2 separate regions of the Homo sapiens genome follow, and region 1 is linked to region 2. The links are chromatin contacts, found by Hi-C or POLR2A ChIA-PET in ENCODE. All regions are on one chromosome and are shown on one strand. Each heading gives the region's core, a stretch centred on a gene start or an enhancer-like site at or near the end of the contact. The rest is flanking DNA. Distances are from core to core; before and after follow the strand shown.

The links. Hi-C counts contacts between places; a loop is a spot of excess contacts on that map. ChIA-PET counts read pairs that join two places held with the same protein, here RNA polymerase II (POLR2A). Pooled maps may share reads with other maps.
Region 1: a map of OCI-LY7 shows a loop between it and region 2 (4-fold over the local background). The contact joins the enhancer-like site here to the promoter of WASHC3 in region 2. A Hi-C loop is called at or near these places in 7 of 168 maps with a recorded cell type or tissue (CD4-positive, alpha-beta T cell, CD4-positive, alpha-beta memory T cell, CD8-positive, alpha-beta T cell and 4 more), 6 of 37 single-sample maps with no recorded cell type and 16 of 50 pooled maps. POLR2A ChIA-PET finds 5 or more read pairs at or near these places in 4 of 52 experiments (CD8-positive, alpha-beta memory T cell, H1, MCF 10A and 1 more).

Annotation. Positions count from the first base shown.
Region 1 is chr12:101,770,752-101,774,220 of GRCh38, reverse strand. GNPTAB (N-acetylglucosamine-1-phosphate transferase subunits alpha and beta) reads left to right here. Exons shown (of 21, transcript NM_024312.5): 8 at 3,064-3,225. It also overlaps the pseudogene ST13P22. Among named protein-coding and RNA genes, the nearest start is that of SYCP3, 33 kb to the right of the region's middle. Within about 2 kb of position 1,605, at least 2 of the 41 ENCODE cell types and tissues checked have a DNase peak (open chromatin) inside an H3K27ac peak, as active enhancers do; they include OCI-LY7, where a contact is called at or near this core.
Region 2 is chr12:102,060,574-102,063,683 of GRCh38, reverse strand. WASHC3 (WASH complex subunit 3) reads left to right here and starts at 1,693. Exons shown (of 7, transcript NM_016053.4): 1 at 1,693-1,772; 2 at 2,338-2,436. The coding sequence starts at 1,722. RefSeq lists enhancers at 1,775-1,974, 1,985-2,034.

The DNA of each region.
Region 1 (3,469 bases), core at 356-2,855, 290 kb after region 2:
CTTTCCTTGACTCAAATTGATCCACCAGTTGCTCAGTCGTTGTAGCCTACCCAGGCCCTGGCCTCAGCCACCATTTAGTTCTCCCTCTGTCTGTCTTCCCTTGCCTCATACTCCTACAAGTACCAGGTGTATCAGTCATGTTGTTCTAGATGATGCTGCTAGAACAAACATTCTGGAATCTCAATGGCTAAAAACAACAAAGCTTTATTTCTTAGTCATGCTACGTGTTGTTCACTGTGGGTCTGTAGGGAGTGGGTATAGAAGTTGTTCCCTTTTGCAGAAACTTATAATTTATGTAAATTTAAAATTTAAAATAAGATGCCATATATGGAGGCAGTTGCCCACAATTGCCCAAGCCACAAACTCCAGCCTTAGGCACAAACTACAGCTGCTCTTCCCACACTACCTTCTCTCTTCTGACAAAAGTAATGATGATGTCCAGGATTGGGGTGCCACCTAGTGGCTGTCAGAGGGTACTTCCCCACCCTTTTTACAGTGGCAGAAAATCTTTCTCATACATATAAATATTACCTTAACCTCATTAATCTTCATCTCTTTCCGAATTATTGTATAGTTACTATAGACAAACCTCTTCTTGCTCTTTTATGCATATATAATTAGAAACCAACCCTAGGCACTAAAAAGAATAGTTTTAGTGATATACCTTCTTATCAAACAAAGAGCCAACACAAGTTATGAAATTAAACTAGACACACCCCTTCTTCGAGGTTACGCCAAGCCAGTGCCTGGGCCTGAAACTGGCCTGCAGCCCCTCAGCTTCGCCCACTGCCTTCCGACCCTGGACCTTCGCAAAGTGAACGAGCTTCGGGACTTCGTGAAAATGTATAAGCAGGATCCGAGCATTCTGCATACCAAGGAAATGTGCTTTCTGAGGGAGCAGGTGGAGAGCATGGGGGGTGAAGTACCATGTGCTACTCAGAAAGCTATTATAAATCAGAAGAAAATATCAAGGAATTAAAAACAGGTAGTAAGAAGGTGGAGGAAAACATAAGCACAGACGAACTATCAAGTGAGGAAAGTGATCTAGAAATTGATAACGAAGCTGTGATTGAACCAGACACTGATTCCCCTCAAGAAATGGGAGATGGAGGTCAGGCCTGGTGGCTTACGCCTGTAATCCCAGCACTTTGGGAGGCCGAGGCGGGCAGATTGTATGTCAGGAGACCAGCCTGGCCAATGTGATGAAATCCTGCCTCTACTAAAAATACAAAAAATATTAGCTGGGCATGGTGGTGCTTGCCTGTAATCCCAGCTACTCGGGAGTCTGAGGCAGGAGAATCACTTGAACCCGGGAGATGGAGGTTGCAGTGAGCCGAGATCACATCACTGCACTCCAGCCTGCACGACAGAGTCAGACTCCGTCTCAAAAAATAGAAATAAAAATAAGTAAATAAATTGTTCTAGAATAGTGACTTTTTCTCTCCAGGGAGCCCTCAGAAATGCTTTGGGGGTGCTGTGAGAGGGAGGAAAGGGACAGGAAAGGCCAGAGGGTAGACAGGGACCCAGGCAGACTACTAATCCCCCTGTGTGGCCTGCCTCCCAGCACCCGGCACATATGCTGAGGCAAGTTGGTGACTCAGTGAGAACCAACTTAGTGAGTACTAAATATGTGCCAGGCACTCACTAAGTAAAAGAGGTGAAAGTGGTGAGTCAGGAAGACAGTTACATGCATCTGCAGGTGCTCACACATGCACCTGCACCTAATCTGTGAGAAGAGTTAATGGCCTACATCATAAGGGGAAAAGATATAAATGAAATTTCTAACTCTCACCTCTGGTGTTCTGGACTACATACGCTCAGGAAACTGCTTAGAAAATGAGCTAAGAATAGTCATGCAGCAAATAGAAGAGCTCAGAATAAGCTCATAATAAAATTTGTGTTTGCTTTGTTTTATAGATTGAGAAAGAAGACCGTAAGCTCTTTTAGAAGCACTAGTTCAGCAGAAGGATTTTACTGTCCTACATTTGTGGTTTTCAGGCCTCTCCCCTTTTCCTGAGTGATGAAAGCCTCTTCATAGGAAGTTGTGTGATACAGAGTCAGAACAGAAAACAGATAAAGAGTGGTGTGGACTTTCGTAGGGGTGGCAAAGCCTGTTTGTGGAACTTGATGTTTGTGATGTTCACGCTTAGATTTATGATTGCCCCAAAAGCTTTGCCCCAAAAGGTAGTTTTCCCATGGAAGCACTTCAGGCAGTCCTGCCGAAGGTGCTCCTCCCAGGCACGTGGCACAAAAGCTGTTCAGACACCCCACTAGCAGATGTACTTGTCACCAATTCCAGCAAGGTTAATTACATTGCAGATTTTTTGCCCAATATAAGCAGATTGGTAATATTCTAGAAGAAAAGTCACAGAACTGTTGGCCAGCAGGTGTACTTGCAAAGAAGTCAAAAATCATTTGAGCCAACATTGAAAAATTGGGGAGATTTCATACAACAGTTGGGGATTCTTGCCTCTCAGGAGATCTGGCAGCACTTGGTGCCATTGAGTGGTTGCAGCTCTCAGATGGCTCTGAGGTGTCCAGTTTGCCACTGCCTTTACCATTCCTTCTTGTTTTTAGACGCCTATTTTTTTAACATTCATTTGGGAAATGCATCTGGTCTGTGTAGGTCTTTTTGTTGTGTTTTGATATTGTCTTACCATTTCAAGATTAAAGATCAGGCCAGTTGCAGTGGCTCACGCCTGTAATCCCAGCACTTTGGGAGGCCAAGGCAGGTGGATCACCTGAGGTCAGGAGTTGGAGACCAGCGTGGCCAACATGGTGAAACCCTGTCTCTACTAAAAGTACAAAAGTTTGCCGGGCGTGATGATGCAGTCCTGTAGTCCCAGCTACTCAGGAGGCTGAGGCAGGAGAATCGCTTGAACCCGGGAGGCGGAGGTTGAGGTGAGCAGAGATCGTGCCACTGCGCTCCAGCCTGGCGACAGAGCGAGACTGTGTCTCAAAAAAAAAAAAAAAAGGAAAGATTAAAGAGCAGAGTGGGAATTTAAAGGTGCTTCATCCTTGAGATTCAGTCTTTTCATGTGTAATCCTCTTGTTATTTGATAGTTGCAGTTGTATTCAGAGGCCAGTGTAGCGCTTCTAAAACTGAATAACCCCAAGGATTTTCAAGAATTGAATAAGCAAACTAAGAAGAACATGACCATTGATGGAAAAGAACTGACCATAAGTCCTGCATATTTATTATGGGATCTGAGCGCCATCAGCCAGGTAAGGGATGCACAGAAGCTTTTACAGCCCAAATCAAAGGTTAAGATGTTAAAAATGTGTAAGTTACTATATTAGAAGAGGGAAGGGGACTTACAGAGAGGTGAGTTGATTGGAATTTTTCTAATTTTTCAGTCACTGCCATTGGTTTGGTATTAACTGAAGTCACCTAGAATCAGATCCAAGAACCTTCTTCATAAAGTGTGTTATAGAAATGCTGTCTCTTTGAATTTTGGGTTTAAAAATA
Region 2 (3,110 bases), core at 444-2,943:
AACACCACCCACACCCAAATAATTGCTACAGATGGCCTATGAATCACATTAGATAAACATGGACTATAGTATCAAATCTGGCATAAAAGGCCCTTAAACGAAAATTTTCTGGCTACGTCTCCTGAGGCAGAATAGGGTCTGGAGGCAGGGAACCTAACGCCGATTCACGCTGACTTCCTAGAACTAAATCAAAAGGTAAACCCCAAATTTCCACACCTAAGTAACAAAAGGACCAGCGGCTACTCCCTTTGCAAATCCCCACCTTTTCTGACAGGCAGATGGAAATTGAAAGTACCTCAACCAATCAGACTGATTGCGGGCCAAATCTTCCTTTGCATAGAAGTGCAACTAAGTAACATCACTTTAGCCAATGATTGGTTGCTTTCCACAACCAATCAGATGTTTGTATAGGAGTATGACCTTTGTCATTTTACTTCAGCCTCTGATTGGTTGCTTTCCATAACCAATCAGACTGATTGTGGGCCACCACTTCATTTGCATGAGGAGAACACCAGTGTCCAATGGGAAATCTCTAGTGGGTATTTGGACCTAAGAAGATTCTGTATCCAGTACACTGTGGAGCGTACTTTGGTTTTCAATGAATCTTTGCTTTTGTTGGTTCATTCTCTCCTTGATTTGTGCGTTTTGTCCAATTCTTTGTTCAAAAGAACCTGGACACCCTCCACCAGTAACACTCTTACCTCATTTCCTACCATTCTCCATTTATGGGATTATTTGCTTCAACCAAACCAACAGGCCAGGTGCCAGTGGCTCACACCTATAATCCCAGCACTTAGGGAGGCCAAGGCATGAGGATCATTTGAGCCAAAGGGTTTGAGACTAAGGTGAGCTATGATCCTCACTGCACGCCAGACTGGGTAACAAAGCGAGACCCCCCATCTTTAAAACAAAACTGCCCACTGCAGTCTTGGTCTTCATCTTTTTGATGCTCCCTGTAAGTGGCAGTCACTTCCGTAGGTTTGTGCCTCACATCTAGTAGTTGACATTTTATTTCATGTTTTAAAAACCTTTGGAAGACCAGGCGCGTTGGCTCACGCCTGTAATCCCAGCACTCTGTGAGGCTGAGGCAGGAGAATCGTGTGAGGCTGAGGCAGGAGAATCGCTTGAGGCCAGGAGTTCGAGACCAGCCTGGGGAAATAGCGAGAACTTGTGTGTATACACACACACACGCTTTGGAAGTAGGTCTTATTTCTCATTCTTCAGGGCATAAACCTCTCCCGTGCAGCAATCAAACTCAATCTTTGTTTTCCCAGTAAAAGCCTAGCAGAGTATATGGCACTTAGGATTAACAACAACAAAAAAAAAATTGTTGCTCAAGGAATGACGGAGTTATTATATAACAGACAGGACTAAGTAGGGATAACCTCAAAAGGACGCAACTTCTGGCTTTGTTTTTTTGTTTTGTTTTGTTGCCTCCTTTCTAAGATTTCAGTGCTCTAACTGCATCCTTGCACCACCGCGCGCCACCCCGAAATTGACGTCACAATCTGGACTAAAACTACCAATCCCAGAATGCCGAGCGAGGAGGCGGGCTCTCCGGAAGCCGCCGAGTGATTAGTGAGCGGAGAAGCTTTCTTCCGGCGGGAAGGGCCCCGGAGGCGGGCACTTGGGGGGAAAGTTGAGACGTGATTACCGGGTTGGGCGGGCCCCATCTGGGAGGGGTTTGTGGGTGAACTCGGGGTCCACCGCCCGCTGAGGAGATGGATGAGGACGGGCTTCCTCTCATGGGGTCAGGCATAGACCTGACCAAGGTTTGTAAAAGACGGTGCTAGACTCCCGACGAGCCGGGAGGAGGATGGGGAAGACGCAGCTTTCCGGGGAGACACCCACCTTCCGAGTCCCCACCCTGTCACGGCCTCGGGCCCTTGTGACAGGCCTGTGGGGCCTCAGGAGGGAGAGCCCCACAGTCCACCTTGAAATGGGGTCCCTCCTGAGCTGATTAAGGAGACGGTGTGCATCTCCCAACTGTCGCTTCCCATCTCGCTTGTCTCTCTGCCGCCGGCGACACACGCCGGTTGCGATAGCTAGCCCTACCTCTTATTCAGCCCCCAAGATTTTGTGTGTGTTTATGTGTGGTGCTTTTTGCCTGCCAAAATTCGTACCAGTGAGTCTAGAGCCTGTTCTCAAACTTTTGTGCACCTCTGTCATCTTCGGACACCCCACCCACAGCTTAGGAAACAAGTTAATGACTATTCCCAGTCCTTCAAGAAATTCATATCACACAGCAAAGTGCCTCGTGATTATGTCCAAATATGAAAAGATTTGCACTGTGTACGTTCCTCCTGTATGAACCATGTTTGTTTTTACGTAACACAGGTGCCAGCTATTCAACAGAAAAGAACGGTGGCTTTTCTAAACCAATTTGTGGTGCACACTGTACAGTTCCTCAACCGCTTTTCTACAGTTTGTGAGGAGGTAGGTCCGGTGATACTGGTTTATAGAGTCGCCTGGAAATCACCTTTCACTGCTGAGACTGACAAATGGAGTAAAACAAGAATTACAGTCTTTATTCATGTACCGTGACCTCTCATCACCCAATTGTGTTAACACATCTTAGGTTCTCTTTTACTCTGTTAAAATCAATCCTGCACCCCTCCTCTACTGAGTTAGTGTTCTAGAGGTCCCTGTGAGATAGGTCAGTCAGGCTTATTGCGATTAAAGGGAACAATAGGAAATCTAATTTTTTTTTTTTTTTTTTTTTTTTTTGTGAGACAGGGTCTCACTCTGTCACCCAAGCTACAGTGCAGTGGCGCGATCTCGGCTCACTGCAACCTCCACCTCCCGGGTTCAAGCGATTCTCCTGCCTCAGCCTCCTGAGTAGCTGGGATTACAGGCATGCGCCACCATGCCTGGCTAATTTTTTATATTTAGTAGAAACGGGGTTCCAACATGTTGATCAAGCTGGTCTCGAATTCCTGACCTTGGGCGATCCACTAGCCTCGGCCTCCCAAAGTGCTGGGATTACAGGCGTGAGCCACCGCGCCCGGCTTCTAAAATTTCACAGTTGAAAACAGTTTTTATTTTGCAATTTGTCATTCGTTCCCGTACCCCAAAACCACATTGTTTAAATTTATTTTACATTCTGGATC